Regions from separate parts of the Homo sapiens genome. Here region 2 is linked to region 1. A link is an interaction called in ENCODE POLR2A ChIA-PET data of the cell type or tissue named here. Cell type or tissue: PC-3. All regions are shown on one strand. Each heading gives the region's core, and the rest is flanking DNA. Links, peaks and the distances in the headings are about the cores only. Region 1 holds the start of LOC105369919 (a long non-coding RNA gene). Region 2 has its middle 40 kb from the start of TRD-GTC2-8.

Region 1 (8,000 bases), core at 1-8,000:
TGTGTGTGTGTGTGTGTGTGTGTGTGTATTTTAACCTTACGTGTCTTGTCACTAAAAATTTCCCTTGCAAGGGAGAATAAGGACTTAAATCACAGTTTATCTTCTACTGAATATAACTGTTTCAGGACAAATTGAAGTATGCTTCCAGCTATTACAAAATTGGCAAGACACAAATGAAATACCATGGAGACACGATTTGTGCACCAGAAGTCAGATATCTATCAGTAACCTCAGCTTTTCTCTTTCCATATAGCTTCCTTCTCCCCATGAACCCATTATATTAGCAGTGAAATTGGAAGGCCAGGTCTTCCAGACACAGAGATCTGACTCCAGGTTCCCAGCTATTCACAGATGGACCCAAAAATGTTATACTGAAAAGGAAGTATTCATGAGAAAATTTGCAAAGTGAGATATGCCTTGAATATTTGGGGAGTACTTTATAGTAAGAAAAAAGTCAAATATGAGTTATTCCTTCCCAAATTTATAGAACAAGTATTTCAAACCTGTTAGATTCATTTTTGCACTTTTACAGTGCCCCAATTTTGACCTAAATATATATGTTTTCTGGAAAAACATTCACTTTCTGGAAAGCATGTTCATGAAAAGTTAAATGAACAAATATTATATTTTGGAGACTCAACCTTACTTTCCCATTGGCTTCTATTTCACTTTTAGAGATGTCAGCTCTGATACCAACATTTTACCTCTCAGGTATTTTTATCCTTTCACCTCTCTGTGAAATAAAGGCCTATAAATAAATATCTAATTGTTCTGGGGAAACTCTTGAAAGGAACCCCACAGGAAATCCTTCCATGGGTGCCAAGATTATTTTAGAATGCCTCTGGTCCCAAAGTCTTCTTGTTTCCTAATCATCAGAAACAGTAATCCTGGGCAATTTTTTCCATTAAAAGAAAGTATATCTTACTGTGTGGAGAGAAAACACAGTCAAAACACTAACAATTTCCAGCCATGAACGTGAATTTGGCTTGCCCTTCTATTAGGAAATATGAGGTAGTAAATAAAGTAAAATCAACATTCTGTACACCTTCTATAGCACCTGTGGTTACTCAGTGCTAAGGGACTACCAGCAGAACTATGCCATGCTAACACAGGAGCACTGAAATAAGGATTGAGGATAGGCTCACACTAATTGTATCAAATTGGCAAGCTTTACATTTTGTTAATATTAGGAATATGTTGCACTCCTTTGGTGACAGGATTACCTATTCCTCCAGATCCTAATGTGACAAATTAAATGATAGAGGTTGCTGGTGCTTTTCATCAGCAGCAAAAATGATTTAGGGCTAGAGAGGGAAGTAAAGGATGGTAGATCCAGAAATTCCTCTTCCTAATAAAACCATAGATATCCATACCCCTCCAAAGATAGTCACTTCTAAATTATTTACTTTGTAGAATATCCAAAGTTTTTGCTTTTATTCTTTCTCTTTTTCTTCCCTTTGGAGCCATTTCACTAGTTGTTAATGGAAGAGAATCAATGCTAATTTCTGGTGACATTGAAATGTAGAGGACTTGGATAGTTTACCTATCCTTGTAAGAGCAGTCATACCTTCTAGGGTTATAGTAAAGATGGAGTGAAATAATGCAGAGGAAAGAACTTTATAAAATATAAAACAGCTAGGCCAGGCATGGTGGCTCACACCTGTAATCCCAGCACTTTGGGAGGGCAAGGTGGGCAGATCACCTGAGGTCAGGAGTTCGAGACCAGCCTGGCCAACATGGTGAAACCCCATCTCTACTAAAAATAAAAATTAGCCGGGTGTGGTAGTGGGCAACTGTAATCCCAGCTACTCGGGAGGCTGAGGCAGGAAAATCGCTTGAATCTGGGAGGCAGAGGTTGCAGTGAGCCGAGATTGCGCCACTGTGCAACAGAGTGAGACTCTGTCTCAAAAAATAATAATAAATAAATAAATCAGCTAACCTTTGGGGGTGAGAATTGTCTTTACTCTCTCACTTCCCTCCTTAGTTTAGATTCTGTGGTTATGATGATGATCAGTCCCTTGAACCCAGCCTCATCGCCCCTGCCCTCTCCAATCCTTTTTCCCCTCCCTCTCTTTTCTCTGTTCTTGGCACGATGTCAACCCTGGTTAGATCCAAGTCTTTCACAGTGCAACACCAACAAAAAGAGAATGGGCTTTAGTGTCTGACAGGTGAATGTAATTGTGGCTCTACCCTTCGTTCGTTTTGGGGAAGTCAACATTTTCAAGTCTCGGTTTCGCATCTGTGAAAGAAAATAATGATACTCCATGTAGTTGTTATGGAGATTAAATTCAATAATACTTGTAGCATGACAGCACAAGACCTGGCACATAGTAGGCATTCAGTAAGGGGTAACTGTTGTCATCAGTATTTATAATCCATGATAGTTTTTTTCTGTGCTAAAACCGAAAACTAATTTACAGATGTACATTTCCAAACATACATGCATGTTTTACCATATGAAGTATTTTAAAATCCTGATTTTATAGTCTAATTTAATAACTTTATTGTTTTTTAAATCTCCTGTTCGTTTCCTTAATACCTTAAAGATTGAAGAGCTTTCTTTTCTCTCCCTTTCTCTCTTTCTTTCTTTCTCTGTCTTTCTTTCTTTCTCTCCTTTCTTTCTCTCTCTCCCTTAAAATCCTGATTTTACAGTCAAATTTAATAACTTTATCGTTTTTAAAATCTCCTGTTCATTTCCTTAACATCTTAAAGATTGAAGAGCTTTCTTTTCTCTCTCTCTTTCTTCCTCTTTTTTTTTTTTTTTTTTTTTTCCAGACAAGAGTTTCGCTCTTGTTACCTAGGCTGGAGTGCAATGGCGCAATCTCAGCTCACTGCAAACTCTGCCTCCTGCGTCCAAGCGATTCTTCGGCCCCAATCTCCGGAGTATCTGGGACTATAGGCGCGTGCCACCACACCCAGCTAATTTTTGTATTTTAGTAGAGACAGGGTTTTACCGTGTTGGCCGGGCAGATCACTCCTGACTTCAGGTGATCCGCCTGCCTTGGCCTCCGAAAGTGCTGGGATTACAAGCATAAGCCACCGTACCCAGCCTGAAGAGCTTTCTAATGATACTTTTGGCTTATTCATAGAACATGAATAAAATCTAAAATAAATTTTAAAAAGAAGATGAAAACTGTAGCTTTAAATCTGTCCTTAATTTATAAAACATGACATATGATATATGAAAACATAAATACATGAATGAATGTATCCGGATTCCTTGGGAAACACTTTCATAATGAGACTATATGAATGATTCTAAAACCTGCCTTATACAGCTAGGTAGCTAAGGAACATTTTCCTCAAACCCCATTATATGGTTCCACAGATCTCAGCATTTACCCTCAGACTTAGACGCATCAGTCAAAATATTGACCATCTTTTAAAATAAGCTCCAAATTACAGGAGAAAAATCTGCCTTAACAAGTGCAGCTCAGGGCATTTAAATATTTCTCACAGTATTCTAAGGCCTCCATGTTATCCAGTGGATGATAATTGAATAAAATAATGAAACATTCCATATTCCCTCTTATTACCATTCATCACCCAACAGCTGTAAAATCACCAGCTGCTAGGAAAAAGAGAACTAAATTAGTCCTCTACAGCTGCAAAGAGAAAAAAGCTTAAGATCTCTTCACACAATTTCCGGGATTCCAGCAGGCTGGAGTCAAAGCACAGTTTTCCTTGCCACAAAACCCTCAGCCTTGTAAACATGTCAAACAGCACATAAGCTGTGATTTATTTTTGTCATTATTGGCAAAGAAGTGTATGAAGGAGAAGAGTAGAGGTAGCTGAGATAATACAATAGAATCATGACAGCAATGTAAGTAGTGTCTACCATATCCCGGGCACAGAGCATCAGACTTTTAAATCCTTACCATAACTACAAAAGGTAGATATTATCCTCATTTTATTAGAGAACTGAGGCTCAGTGAGACCAAGTAACTTAGTAAGTGCTGTGGTAAGTCAGATTTAGCTGTGTTTGGCTCCAATACCAGGGTCTTAATCATCACACAGTTCTGTCTTCCAGTAAAATAGACAGATGAAGGAAAACTGAACTGGTGAGACTAAGTGGAATGGATCTGGGGAGAAGGGGAAACATGGGGGGAAGGTGATGCTGTTTTAAAAGACACAGGAGGGGGCCGGGCATGGTGGCTCATGCCTGTAATCCCAGCACTTTGGAAGGCCGAGGCAAGCAGATCACTTGAGGTCAGGAGTTGGAGACCAGCCTGGCCTACAGGGCGAAACCCCATCTGAACTAAAAATACAAAAATTAGCCAGGCATGGTGGTGCATGCCTGTCATCCTAGCTCCTTGGGAGGCTGAGGCATGAGAATTGCTTGAACCCGGGAGGGGGAGGTTGCAGTGAGCCAAGATCACGCCACTGCACTCCAGCCTGGGTGACAGAGCAAGACTCCATTTCAAAAAAAAAAAAAAAAAAAAAGGAATGTATTAAGGTAAATGAGGCTCCTAGTTTGAATCTCTTTTCCTATTCTTTTCGATAGTTTAAGAAATAGGGTGCCATTTCCATTAACTTCCCTAATTTGCTATCATCAGCCATAAACAATTCTAGCCCATAAAATCAGGTTTCATTAATTACTCATTTTAGCAACAATATTAGCCACAGACGAACTGGCATAGTCTGTAAAGCAATGGTTTTCAAACTTTAGCAAGCATTAGAACACCTGGAGGGGTTGTTAAACATAGATTCTTAGGCCTCATCTCTAGAATTTCTGATTCAGTAGGTCTGGGGTAAGGTTTGAGAATGTGTATTTCTCACGAGTTGCCAGATGAGGCTGATGGTGCTGGTTCAGGGACCACATTCCACTGCTGCAAATAAAAACTGTGCTAAAAATTTAGATTTGTGTGCACATACCTATGATAAGCTGACCTGCAAAAGAACAGCATTTCTTAAGAAGCTACCTTCCATTCTGCAGGCACAATCAGATTTCAGTTCTTCTACAGCCGTGTACATAAAATAAATGGCGTCTAGAGACACACAAATGTGGGACAATTAATCTATGCCTATGTTCCTAATAAGGCAAAAGGCTATACTTTCAATGTGCAATATGCTCAGTGAAGCAATCATAGGAATTAAAACATCACATTCAGGCTGGGTGTGGTGGCTCACACCTGTAATCCCAGCACTTTGGGAGGCTGAGGCGGGTGGATCACCTGAGGTCAGGAGTTCGAGACCAGCCTGACCAACATGGAGAAACCCCATCTCTACTAAAAATACAAAATTGGCCAGGCGTAGTGGCACATGTCTATAGTCCCAGCTACTCTGGAGGCTGAGGCAGGAGAATCACTTGAACCAGGGAGGCAGAGGTTATGGTGAGCCAAGATCGTGCCATTGCACTCCAGCCTGGGCAACAAGAGCGAAACTCCATCTCAAAAAACAAAACAAAACAAAAACCACATTCAAAGGAGGCAACCATTTCCAAATTTAATACAAGCTCTTTTCTAATTCAGAAAAAAGTATAGATAAAAGTCAAATACACCCAAGCTTAGGGGTGGAAAAATCGAAAACCAGAATAATTCACATTTCCAACCGTGGCTGCTATTGGTCCAATTGCTTATGGGTTCTTTTTTCTTCTTTTTTCTTTTTTCTAAAGAGAATAGGGATAGCAAGAATTGTGATGGAACTGGATCCCTGGAAGTCAACATAGTCTTGGCCACTTAGGCTGTTTTTTACCCCCTACCTGGCCTTATCCACAGTTTTGGCTTGGCTTAGCTCCATTCAAACACATGCTTAGTAATGGCACTAGGGGCTGCTACCACTGCTGCACAAATTGAAATCAGTATGAAAATGGAATAGAAAGATGTCAGCAAACTAATATTATTTTAAAAGGAAATTGCTTCCAATTTCAAAGCAGCAGGAGATTAGTAAGAAAATGAGGTTTCCGTTCCATAGGGTTTTCTAGGATGGAGATGTCTCATTCTAACATCCTTTTGGAATGGAAAAACACTTACTGTATAGTCTCCTTTACTTGGTTATCCTGAACCTCTTTACAGGCTGATAATTTTCTTGCTGGCAGTATATTGTATAGAATAGTTGTATTTTAAGACTTCTTCAAAAGTGTCTGTTAGCTTTGAGTAATTATCCATTGTTGAATTTGGCAGAACAAAGAGAAACTTCTAGAATTTTTATCTTCAGCCTTAGAAAGTGTTGTTAACTCTGAAAGTTTATATTTAGAGGACTTACTTTAAAAAAAGAAAGTAATACTTTTAAATGCCTGCTCATGATTTTTTTTAAATTTTTATTTATTTATTTATTTATTTATTTATTTATTTATTTATTTATTTTTTTGAGACAGAGTCTTGCTTTGTCACTCAGGCTAGAGTGCAGTGGCACGATCTCGGCTCACTGCAACCTCCGCCTCCCAGGTTCAAGTGATTGTTGTGCCTCAGCCTCTCGAGCAGCAGGGAATACAGGCGCCCACCACTATGCCCAGCTAATTTTTGTATTTTTAGTAGAGATGGGGTTTTGCTGTGTTGGCCAGGCTGGTCTGGAACTCCTGACCTCAGGTGATCCACCCGCCTTGGCCTCCCAAAGTGCTGGGATTACAGGTGTGAGCCACTGTGCCCGGCCACCTGAAGTTTTTATAAGGCCCTTGAGAACTCTGGCACTTTGTTGTGGTTGATCAGAGCCATGCAGGTAGTCTCATAGGTCCTTCAGTCCACAAATATTGAGGGTCCACCCTGTGCCATGTTATGGGGGCCTCTGTCATTTTGCTCAGGACTCTACTCTGAGGTGGTCCTGTATGGCTTGGATTATAAGAGACAGTCGAGGAAACAAAAGATCTGCATGCTCTCCTTTCACAAATTCACTAAAATGTCATGGCAAAATATTTTGAGCACTCTACCTCACATAAACTTTCTAGTTCACAGTCTGGTAGGTTGACATGTCTCTAAATATTTGTTATTTTCTGATTGAATCCTACCTGAACCCAGTTAACTGAGATACACTAAATCATAGCACCCTTTATTTGAAACAATACTGTAGGATTTCAAAGATCCATCAGTGTCTAGAAACTAGCAGGTATCTGTTGAATGAATGCTGCATTTTCTTCAACTCTGGGAGCCTGGATTAACTTCTACAAGTAATAGCACTGTTTCTATTTTGGTTACTTTCTGGCTACTGTCCTAGTCATTTTAGTTACCCTGATGCTGCCCCAGCGACTCAGCCCAGCCAGCACAAACTGTCCTGCTGGCTAACTGGATCATGGCTGCTGGTGGCCTATCGTATACTAGGGCTGAGAGAAAGAAGAAAGAATAGGGATGTCTATCCTTTAGGAAATGCAGTAGCATATTCTGCAGCCTTTTCCATTTTATTCATTTTGCTTTGGTTTGCTCAGAAGTATCAGAGCAAAATAGAAAATCAAATAATTGGAGCGCTCATCCTTATTTTCTCCTTGCCCAATCCCCATCCATAGTCTCTGGATGTGTCCCAACAAGGTGCTTACTGCTGAGCCACTCTGTATCTTTTCTGGAAGTCGGGGAGGTAAGGACAGATAAACAATGACACTAATTTTTCATCATCTCCCTATTCCTATGTTGCTATCATTCAACCAAACACCTACTGAGCACCTACTTCTGGCCCAGGTAATACACTTGGTCCTGAGGATACAAAGATCATACAGTTCCTCAGAGAGTTCGTGGTCTCCTGGGGGATGCAGAGAAGTAAAAATTCAGAGGAAAGCCCAGGAGATGTGTGAACCTAGAGGAAAGAGAGTTTAACTCTGCCTTAGGTGAAGAGGGGGTCAGTCCTCTTCATGGAGGAGAATTTTTATTCATTCTGCTGGCTGGACAGCAAAGATACCAGGCATAAAATCGAGGTTCTTATTTTTCCAACTTTAAAATCTACTCCACAATGGTCCCCATTTACTGTCAAAGCTGGCTTGTGTGTGATAATACCACTAATATAATCATGCCATCCTCTCACTCCTGCTCACTTTACACTTTATATCTGAAGGTCACAGTACTAAAAACTGGCATGGG
Region 2 (11,743 bases), core at 3,744-11,743, 340 kb after region 1:
GGTGGTACTGCTAATCCAGCTTCAAGCAAGCACATGACTCCAGAGAATGGCAGAGCAAGACAGAAAGACTTACATACATTGGGACTGATACATGAAAAGAAAATAAATTGCTTTCTTCTTTGAACCATCGTATTTTTTAGTTTTTTTGTTTTAGCAGTTTAAGCTGTATGTATATGAGGTACTCCTGGGGAAGGTTTTTTCCTCTGTGATCACACACACACATACACACACACACACACACACACACACGGAGGGAATATTCATCTAAAGGATGTTGTAGGATTTGTGTGAGATGGCTGGAACCATGGCTGCTATCTTGTGACCATGAGGGGAGGTACCTGGTGGTTCAAAACTGCCCTGCTAAGTGAGAACGGAATAGGAAGGTTGTAAACAGCCCAAATCTTTCTTAACCTTGTTAAGCCATTGAGTTGACGAACTTTGCATCTGTCCTGTCTCAGGACTTCTTGTTAAGCAAGATGGTATATTTTTCATATCGTTTAAATATTTGGCCTTTAAATTTTCAGTAATAGTCCTTACAGTGATGGCTTTCAGACAGAAAATTAAAAATTTTAAAAAGTGCTATCCTAACTGATTCTCTCAATGTATTCAAGTGTAAAGAAATTACATGTCTAACCTCTCATGGAATTAGAGGGAAAAAATTTCATGTTATTTTAAGTATGTTCAGTTCTTTTATTAACTCATATTGGTTTCCCCCCTACTCCTTACCCTTGCAACCAAGATAATTTGCATCTAAGAGGTTTTATTCTGTTTCCACTGATATGTTTAGAAATTACTATATCTGAGGTGGGTATATTGGGAAAACATACACTACCACTCCTTTGCAGAAATGAGGGCTTATTGCAGCAGCTACTCGCCCTTGCAATGCTTCCTGCTTGGAAACTCGAAGGACTACATTGAGCAGGTGGAATAAAGTTGAATCGAAGGTTCAACTTACAAGCAGTCAGGAGGAGGTCTGCCCTGAAGCACTGTGCAGACTGGGACCTGCAGCAGGGCTGGGAGGGGGAGTGTCGAGGAAATGCCTTTTGCATGTCAATGGAGCCCCGTTGCTGTTCTGTGCTGCACAGCCACATGAGGTCATCCCAGATTAGAGGGTGCCCATGTCCAGGATCTTAAACCAATTACTTCCATCTCCATTGCTTCCTCTAAAGCCTCACTCTTAGTTCTACACAGTAATACTGCCTGGAAACTCCCCAAGGCCACCAAGCTCATACTAACAGGTTTGTGATGTGGGCAAACTCCTTACATGATCTCAAAATGAAAGAAGAGGCTGTTCACTGGAGGCAATAGCAAATCCCCTTTGTTCCTCTCTTGGCAGATGAGGGCCTTCGCTCTCTCCCTAAGGGTTCCGCCTGTCACCATCTGTGCACCCACTGTGGAAGGGCCAGCGCTAAGGTGAATTTCCATTTACTTCCTGCCAGCAGATGGCTCCTCCTTTTGGTCTCATCTTGAATTGTTTGCCAGACCAGCCAATTAGTCTCCTCACCCTTCCTGAAGCGTCCCAGGGAAGCAATATCATCACCAGCAGCCTATCATTATACCACGTCTTCTAAGCACCGTGATTCTAAATGCCTGCCGTGGAACAGAAGCTCATTCGCACATGGCTCTTTAACCCTTCCTTGAAAGACCTCAATTCAACATTCTCTCTCTCGCTCACACACACACACACACACACACAAATGCACACTCACACACAGTACCTACAACCTGATCCAAGATAGGAAACAAAATGACAGTATGCGGCATTCAATAATAAATTTAAAAATAAGACATAATTTCAGACAGAATGCAGAAGGAAAAACACAGTAACTATATTTTCTGATCCCCACTGAGGACACAATAAAAACTTTTTTTTAGGCCAGGCACGGTGGCTCACGTGTGTAACCCCAGCACTGTGGGAGGCCGAGGCGGGCGGATCACGAGGTCAGGAGGTTGAGACCATCCTGACTAACATGGTGAAACCCTGTCTCTACTAAAAATACAAAAATTAGCCTGACGTAGTGGCGTGTGCCTGTAATCCCAGCTACTTGGGAGGCTGAGGCAGGAGAATCTCTTGAACCAGGGAGTTAGAGGTTGAAATGAGCCGAGATCGCACCACTGCACTCCAGCCTGGCGACAGAGCAAGACTCCATCACAAAAAAAATAATGATACAAAAAAATTAATTAAATAAATAAAAATTAAAAATAAAAAAAAGTGGAGGGTTTTTTTTTTTTTTTTTTTTTGACAGAGTCTTGCTCTGTCGCCAGGCTGGAGTGCAGTGGCGCAATCTCGGCTCACTGCAACCTCCAACTCTCTGGTTCAAGAGATTCTCCTGCCTCAGCCTCCCGAGTAGCTGGGATTACAGGCACACACTACCACGTCCTGCTAATTTTTGTATTTTTAGTAGAGTCGGGTTTTACCATGTTGGCCAGGCTGGTCTTGATCTCCTGACCTCGTGATCCTCCCACCTCAGCCTCCTAAAGTTCTGGGATTACGGGAATGAGCCACTGCATCCGGCCAAAACTTTTTTTTTTTTTACCTTGTGGATTTGTTCATATGAAAGAAATCTTTTAAGGATATAAAATCAAATTGCACTGAGTTACATTTAACAAAGTATCTTTATCAGAAAAGAGTATATAGAATGACACTGGCAGGATTCTTCATCCCCGCAACCCAGGATGAATGATGACTTTCCAGGCTAGGCCAAGGAGATTCTCCCAGCGCTATTCTTAGAAACATCAACAAGGCCCTTGTGCACTTGTTTTAGGGTTTTTCATCTTCAGACATTCCTGCCTGATGCCTAAAGAAGACATATTATTCAGGGCATCCCATTTGAATACTGTATCTGCTCTGATGCTTGAGCAAAGTGTCTGTAAAGCTAGACAGAGGGGACAACTGCTTCCATCCATGGGGCAAGGGAGCAATGATGAGATGATGGAGGTTAAAGATATTTGTGAGGCAGACACAGCATCTGTGCAGAGGGGTAGAGGTATTTGTTTTTCCACTTTTCTGCTCTTGTTACCCTAACTTCCTTGTGTTCTGTGATTATTGCACATGAGCTGGAGTAGCAGGGGAGGTTCAGTTCCTTTTGGTGGTTGAGGTGGCAGGTAAGGAGGCATGGACACAGGACGAACCCCACTTTTGGGCAACCGCCACCCTGAGGCAAGGGTGGGAAAAGCTCACTTTCCCATAAATAATCACTGGGCTGTTGTCCTTCAGTATAAGTGAATATAAGCAAAGCCCCAAGAACAGTGCCTGGCACATAAAATGCAGTAGCTCAGGGTGGGCTATAACCACTTGCATCTTCTACAGCAGTGCCTTGTGCCAGCATGCCCTCAATAAACATTTGTTCAGTGAAGGACTGTACAGCTCTGTGCCACCTGGCAGCTCCAACTGTCCCAGTGGATCTTCCTCTTCCTTTGTTCTTTTCCTTGCAAACTTTGCAATAAAGGGGGCATTGGCCCAACAGTTAACTCCCAAATCTTGAACAAAGAGGATTACCCCTGCAACTCTGTTCCAAACTGGGAAGCTTCTGGCTTTGTGGTGAGCTAGGGACTGCTGAAAACAACTAGAGATTAAAAGAAGCTGGAACCAGCTGGAGAATAAAGAAAACTGCTGCAAGCAAGTCACTGCAGGAAGTACCAGTGGTCTCCAAAAATGCAGTTGCACCAGATTTTACATACAATAAGGAGGATTGGTCTCTCTAGACAGGAGAGAGTCAAGTGTTCCTCTGAGAAGGAACCAACTCCTGTAAATCAGGAAATCTCAGGCTCTCACTGGCCAAGGGGCAATGGGACACCTCCCCAAGGTGATTCATCGGCTCCCTCTGAACCCAGAAGCTCAAGCCCATTGTGCTCCTTTTTGTAGACTCTTCTCTTACCCTAGTCCCCAAGAATGTGCTCTGTGAGCAGGTTACACCCTTCACAAGACCCTTTCATGCCCTGTGACTCCCTTCCCCATTGTTTGCATAGTCTGGCAGCTTCTGCCACTTTCCCTGGTAAGCCCTGCCTTAAAGTGAACCCTCTTCTGTCAATCACCAGGGACTCATTTCATGCACACACCTGTCTTTCTGGAGCCGTTTAATCTATAGCCTTCAATCCTATAAACCAGTGAGAGATCTGCAATTAGGTTTGGAAACCAGTCTTGTCCACTGACTCAACTCAAGAATTGCTCTTTCCATTTCTCTCATTCCCCTCACTTCAGCCTCACAAGGGGCAGTTTGAGGGAGCCTCTCTATTTCTAAAGAGACAAATTTGAAATTAAATTTGCTTAATTAAAAATGTGAAAATTTAAAATTAAATTTAAATTGCTGACAGCCAACTGCTTCATGGGTACAGGGTTTTCTCTAGGGGCGAAGAAAATGCTTTGTAACCACATAGAGGTGGAAGTTGCACAATACTGTGAATGTACCAAATGCCACTGAATTGTACACTTTAAAATGGTTAATTTGGCCAGGCACGGTGGCTCACGCCTGTAATCCTAGCACTTTGGGAAGCCAAGGCGGGCAGATTGCTTGAGGTCAGGAGTTCAAGACCAGACTGGCCAACATGGTGAAACCCCATGTCTACTAAAAATACAAAAATTAGCCTGGCATGGTGGCACGTGCCTGTAATCCCAGCTACTCGGGAGGCTGAGGCAGGAGAATCACTGGAAACCAGGAGGCAGTGAGCTGAGATTGCACCACTGCACTCCAGCCTGGGCAACAGAGTGAGTGAGACTCTGTCTCAGAAAAAAAAAAAATAAGGTTAATTTTATGTTATGTGAATTTCACCTCAATTAAAAAAATTAAATCACTTTCCCCACCAAATATTTGCCCAGATGCTCAGCAAACAGGTTCAGGGAAATGCTCTGAATGGTGGAATGAGGAAATACCAAGGAGGAGCTGATGGGGTTTGGTCTCCTCACAGCCCCATTGCAGAGGCTGAGAGGGCAACAAGGAAGGGAGAGGAAGAACAGCCCGAGCCACCCACCTAGCAACAGATTCTGAACAGGAGAGAAAGTGTGTGGACTGGGGTGGGCTTCATCAGCTTGCCATTGAGAATAGAACTATCTGACATTTACCTATTACAGAACAACAACATTACTTTTTTTGCGGAGTCCCTTTGGTTGGGTTGATGACAACTGGCCATTCAGTTTCCCTGCATTAAGACGTTCATCCCATAAGCAAACAATGCTTTGAGTCTGGCAGCCAGCCCCTAGAAGAGTTCAAAGACTAGTGAATAAGACGTCAGCATTCACAGCGGGTTTCCTTTCACCTCTGCCTTCAGTAGAAACTTCTGGAGGCAGGCAAGGCACGATGGCTCACGCCTGTAATCCCAGCACTTTGGGAGGCTGAGGCAGGCAGATCACGAGGTCAAGAGATCGAGACCATCCTGGCCAACACAGTGAAACCCCATGTCTACTAAAAATACAAAAAAAATTAGCTGGGTGTAATGGTGCGCGCCTGTAGTCCCAGCTACTCGGGAGGCTGAGGCAGGAGAATTCCTTGAACCCGGGAGGCAGAGGTTGCAGTGAGCTAAGATCAAGTCACTCCAGCCTGGTGACAGAGCGAGACTCTGTCTCAAAAAAAAAAAAAAAAGAAAAGATAAAGAAACTTCCGGAGGCATTCTGTACCTGGGGTGGGGTAGTCAGAGAAAATAGATGATGCTTTGTTAAATGTAAGTTTTAGATAAAGAACAAGTACTTTTGAAAATAAATTGTAATTGACCAGTAAAAATGTATATATTTATGGTGTACAACTTGATATTTTGAAATATGTATACATTGTGGAAAGGATAAATTGAGATAACATATACATTACCTCACATACTTTTTTTTGTGGTGAGAACACTGAAAATCTATTCTCTTAGTGATTTTTAAGTATATAATATATTGTTATCAATTATAGTCATTGTTTGTACAATAGATCTCTTGGACTTATTCCTTTTATTGAACTCAAATTTTGTATCCTTTGGCCAACATCTCCCCAAACCCATTCTTTGGTAACCACCATTCAACTCTGTTTTAATGAGTTGGGCTGTTTTAGATTCCACACAGAAGTGAGATCACGTGGTTTTGGTCTTGCTGTGCCTGGCTTATTTTACTTAGCACAATGTCCTCCAGGTTCATTCGTGTTGTCACAAGTGACATAATTTTCCTCTTTTTATTTTAAGGCTGAATAGTATTCCATTGTATATATACATTTTCTTTATCCATACATCCATGATGGACACTTACTTTAATTCCATATCTTGGTTACTGTGAATAATGCTGCAATGAACATGAGACACAGATATCTCTTTGACATACTGACTTCATTTCCTTTGGATATACAATCAGTAGTGGGTAGCTGGATTGCACGTGCCTTCATCCATTTGTCCTGCTACCACAAAATACCTGACACTGGGTAATTGATTAAGAACAGAAATGTATTTTCTCTTTCTTTTCTTTCTTTTTCTTTTTTTTTTTTTTTTGAGATGGAGTCTCGCTCAGTCGCCCAGGCTGGAGTGCAGTGGTGCAATCTCTGCTCACTGCAAGCTCCACGTCCCGGGTTCATGCCATTCTCCTGCCTCAGCCTCCTGAGTAGCTAGGACTACAGGCGCCCGCCACCACGCCCAGCTAATTTTTTTTTTTTTTTTTTTTTTTTTTTTTTAGTGGAGACGGGGTTTCACTGTGTTAGCCAGAATGGTCTCGATCTCCTGACCTCGTGATCCACCTGCCTCAGACTCCCAAGGTGCTGGGATTACAGGCGTGAGCCACCGCTCCTGGCCAGAAATGTATTTTCTCACAGTTGAAGAAGCTCAGAAGTCCAAGATCAAGGCTCCAGCATTTGGTATCTGATGAGGACTGCTCTCTGCTTCCACAATCACGTCTTGTTGCTGTGTCCTTGTGGCAGAAGGAAGATGAGAGTAAAGCCTCCCCCTCAAGCCCTTTTATAATGGCCTGAATCTCATCCATGAAGGTGGGGCCCTCATGACTTAATCACTCCCCAAATGGTCCCACCTCTTGATATCACCACCATGGGGATGAAGTTTCAACATGAATTTTGGAGGGGACATATTCAAACCATAGCAATATGCCAGTTCCATTTTTAATTTTTTGAGACACCTCCATACTCATTTCCATAGTGGCTATACTAATTTACATTCTCACCAACATCATACAAGGAAGAACAAATACTTTGTAAGCATAAGTATGTCCTCCAATGCAATGTTTGGGACATAGTTATCCTTAAAAAAAAAAGTGTTCCTCCTTTATTTTAAATTCAAACTTAATGGAACACCCTGAATTTTGATTAGCCAAATCTGGCATCTCTGAAATTTTAGAAATTTCTACTGATGGATTTTCAGACTTTGTGGGTTTGGAGAACACTTTGTGTCCTCTGGGACATGCACCGCCCCACCAGCCTTTTCCTCTGTGGAATACTCAGTTTCCCAAATGACTGTGCAGCTTCAAATACCACAAGCCTCAAGTTTGTAACAAATGGCCTCAGGCCTGGTTTTATTTGCTGATACCCTGCTGGTGGCAGCGGTAGCCCCTGCAATTTACACCAGGTGGGAAACGGGCTGCAGCATCCAACCTTCCTAATGGAAACAGGCTGTGATCCAATGGAGTGTGAAAGGTGCTGAGCTCCACCCACTCCTCAGCAACCCGGTTCCTTAGGAAGAGCTCTCTGCGGGCAGGACCTGGTTCTGGGAGAAAACTTCCCGGAGTTGCTCAGAAGTTGGCCCTTCTGGATTTTGACATTTCCTCCCACCTTTGTTCTCCTGGGTTTTCTCAGGCCAAGGAGGGCTATGTGAGGAAGGAGTCAGCCCACAGCAGGGAGATCTTTTATAAACGGGAACCCAACAAGGCCAGATTATATGCCCATGGTGCCAAACTGGACTTTTAAATTATTATTATTATTATTATTATTAGAGACAGTGTCTTGTTCTGTCACCCAGGCTGGAGTGCAGTGGTGACATGATGGCTCATTGCAGCCTCAACTTCTTGGGCTCAAGCGATCCTCCCACCTCAGCCTCCTGAGTAGCTGGTACTACAGACTCGTGCCACCACACCTGCATGATTTTTAAATTTTTTGGAGAGATAGGGTCTTGCTATGTTGTCCAGGCTGATCTTGAACTCTTGGGCTCAAGTGATCCTCCTGCCTCAGCCTCCCAAAGCATTGGCATTACAGGTGTAAGCCACTGCGCCTGGCCTGGACAACTATTATTAATGCCCACTTGCCTCTGTTAAGACTTAAACTCAAATACTGGACGAAAGGAAGAAAAGAACTCTCTGTTGACTTCTAACCCTGGGAAATGACTGGCAAGAATGGTAATAAACAGCCCCTTTCCACTCCTCAAGTCCACCAGTCAGTTCCTTTGCTTCATTTACTTAAAGATGTAAAGGAGTTGGGGGGAAAAAAAAAGAGGGGGGGCTTGATCCTCATGGTGAGAACCACACACCCACACCCATCCTACCCTGCGAAGTTCAAACAACTGTGCTATAGGCTGGGACGGCAGGCTCGTTATGCATGTCTCCCTGGGCGGAGGCAGTCTGCCAGACCCCCGAAACACACAATACTTTGGCTCTTGGTCAAAAACACCAACATTCATTGCTGACAATATCCCCACCTACCACCGGTCCCTAGCCACCCCTTCCTGGAAAATGTGATGGAGGAGGGAGAGTCGGCCAACTCCAACACCACCTGGCCCTCAGCAGCAGACCTGGACGCTGGCCCGGAAGCAGCCCTGGCCCGTCCGTGGACAGCTCCTCGGGGGTGTGCATGGAGCAGCATATCCTTCTTCTCACAGCTTCAGCTTCCTGCAAGGCTGCGGAGTCACCTCTGTTGGCTTGGACCTCTCTGACCTCAGATGACATGGGAAACGGAGGCCAGTGGGTGAAATTGGGAGGCTGAGCTGTGATGTGCCACTATCCGGCATAGGGTGGGACACATTGTCCCTGAAAAGGGAGGCTAACTTCCCACCCCACCCAGCCACAGCACAGCCTTTCCAGGGGGAACCAACCCACCCCCTCTCCCCGTCTGGCTCTGAAAATGTGTGCCACATACTGTAGCCCAGTTGCTGTCGGAGGCAATTTGAACTCAACCAAGGAGCTGACACTCAGTTCTTTGTCTACTGCTTTAGGAAGTCTTAACTCCCTTTAGAATAGCTGGGTTTTGGAGGCTTTTTGGGGAGGGGACTGATAGATATAAAAGCATACTTTCAGAGGTTTGCTTACTAAACAATGTCATGCTGAAAACTCACAGTGATCCCAGCAGCCGCTAACTGAAATCATACACTCGAATCAATTTTTGCTAATCCAGAAATCTGGCAGACTTGTCCAGATCCCAAAGGAATAAGAATATAAATGTAATTTGGCTCATTCAACATGGTCCTTAAAAAGACTAAACAAAACAACCACTTATGTAGTAGGAGAACCTAATAATAAGACAGGCCTTCCTTCTTTGGTAGACTCAGTAACTGAATTTTCCTCTTGCACACAACTGTTTGGGACCATTAAGATTACCAAAGTGACAGAGAGAGACTCTATTTCTTCTCAGCTTTTCTGAGAACCTTTTTGGAGGGTCTCTTATGTATTAATATACCTCTGTCAAATTTCTCCTCAGCCTGGGGCCCCCTTCGGTGTTGCTCTCCCCCCGAGGAACACTCCAGGCTTCAGCTTAAATGTTCCTTCCTCAGAGAAACTTTTCCTGACCACCCCCTTCAACCATGGCTTAGCTTCTCCTGTTACGATTTTTTTTTTTAGATGGAGTCTCGCTCTGTCACCTAGGCTGGAGTGTAGTGGTACAAACTCAGCTCACTGCAACCTCTGCCTCCCGGGTTCAAGAGATTCTCCTGCCTCAGCCTCCTGAGTAGCTGGGATTACAGGCACGCACCACCACGCCCGGCTAATTTTTGTATTTTTAGTAGAGACGAGGTTTCACCATGTTGGTCAGGGTGGTCTCAAACTCCTGACCTCATGATCCACCCACCTTGGATTCCTAAAGTGTTGGAATTACAGGCCTGAGCCACCACGCCCAGCCTTCCTTTTTTTTCTTTTCTTTTTTTTTTTTTTTTTTGAGATAGAGTCTCACTATGTCACCCAGACTGGAGAGCAGTGGCACGATCTTGACTCACTGCAGCCTCAGCCTCCTGGGCTCAAGTGATTCTCTCATCTCAGCCTCAGTAGCATGGACTACAGACGCACTCCACCATGCCCAGCTAATTTCTGTATTTTCTGTAGACTCAGGATATCGCCATATTGCCTAGGTTGGTCTCGAATTCCCAAGCTCAGGAGATCCACCTGCCTCGGCCTCCCAAAGTGCTGGGATTACAAACACGAGCCACCACGTCCAGTCCACCTGTTACGATTTCTTGTTGTTCTTGTTACTGTTGGAGCACTTAACTACTAATGACATTTTCATCTTTAATTGTGTGATGATGCATTTAATGTATGCCTCCTTTCTAGACTATAAGCTCCATAAGAGCAATGTTATGGGTCAAGTTATTCCCCCAGCCTCCAAAAAAGATGTTAAAATCCTAACCCCTGGTACCTCAGAACATAACCATAGTTGGAAGTAGGGCCATTGCAAATGTAATTAGTTCAGATGAGGTCATACAGCAGAAGAGTGAGCACCTAGCCCAATATGACCAGTGTCTTTATAAGAAGACAGCCTTGCTGGGCACAGTGGCTCACACCTGTAATCCCAGCACTTTGGGAGGCCGAGGCAGGTGGATCACCTGAGGTCAAGAGTTCGAGACCTGCCTGACCAACATGGTGAAACCCTGTCTCTACTAAAAATACAAAAATTAGCTGGGCGTGGTGGTGTGCACCTGTAATCTTAGCTACTCAGGAGGCTGAGGCAGGAGAATCGCTTGAACCCGGGAGGTGGAGTCTGCAGTGAGCCAAGATCGCGCCACTGCACTCCAGCCTGGGCAACAAGAACGAAACTCCATCTCAGGAAAACAAACAAACAAACAAACAAACAAAAAAACCGACAGACTTGTGAAGATGCAGACATGTAGGGAGAATGCCATGTCATGACAAAGACAGAGACTGGAGTTACATAGTTGCAAGACAAGAAAAAGCAACAAAAGTTAGGAAGAGGCAGGAAAGATTCTCCTATGGCTTTCAGTGGGAGCATGGCACTGCCAACACCTTAGTCTTGTATTTCTACTCTCCAGAACTGTGAGACAATACATTTCTGTTGTTTTAAGCCACCCAGTTTATGGTACTTTGTTATAGCAGCTCTAGGAAATTAGAAAAAGCAAGGATGGTGTCTATTTTGTTCACTGCTGTACCCTCAGCATCTAACCCAGTGCCTAGCATGCAGTAGGTGCTCAATAAATATTTGTGAATGAATGAACAACAGCCTTGAGGATTCACCTTTGGAAAAACAAATCATTTCACCTTGGTTGCTGACTGTTCCTATGAGCCATTCACATGGTCTTGGTTTTTTTTGTTTTGTTTTGTTTTGTTTTTTTGAGACGGAGTCTTGCTCTTTCGCCCAGGCTGGAGTGCAGTGGCACGACCTCGGCTCACTGCAACCTCTGCCTCCCAGGTTCAAGCGATTCTCCTGCCTCAGCCTCCTGAGTAGCTGGGATTACAGGTGCACACCACCATACCTGGCTAATTTTTCTGTTTTTAGTAGAGACAGGGTTTCACCATGTTGGTCAGGCTGGTCTTGAACTCCTTACCTCGTGATCTGCCCACCTCAGCCTCCCACAGTGCTGGGATTACAGGCATGAGCCACCGCACCCAGCCTGTCTTGTTTTGTATTTG

The links. ChIA-PET counts read pairs that join two places held together with the same protein. Peaks named below come from ENCODE experiments on the same cell type or tissue, not always from the same donor. Only the 100,000 strongest peaks of a DNase experiment are listed, where the experiment ranks them.
Region 2: POLR2A ChIA-PET joins it to region 1 with 12 read pairs; 2 of 35 experiments call an interaction of 5 or more read pairs at or near these places.

What each region holds. Positions count from the first base shown.
Region 1 is chr12:95,729,648-95,737,647 of GRCh38, forward strand. The region is part of intron 3 of NTN4 (netrin 4); the gene reads right to left. It overlaps LOC105369919 (a long non-coding RNA gene), which reads right to left and starts at 5,179. Exons shown (of 3, transcript XR_001749273.2): 1 at 1-5,179. RefSeq lists enhancers at 1,882-1,961, 2,172-2,231 and a silencer at 1,902-2,119. In PC-3, for the core only: no CTCF peak of the experiment used is centred there; a DNase peak (open chromatin) is centred at 3,704; H3K27ac peaks cover 651 bases.
Region 2 is chr12:96,069,715-96,081,457 of GRCh38, forward strand. No RefSeq gene overlaps it. Among named protein-coding and RNA genes, the nearest start is that of TRD-GTC2-8, 40 kb to the left of the region's middle. RefSeq lists an enhancer at 1,543-2,043. In PC-3, for the core only: no CTCF peak of the experiment used is centred there; a DNase peak (open chromatin) is centred at 3,857.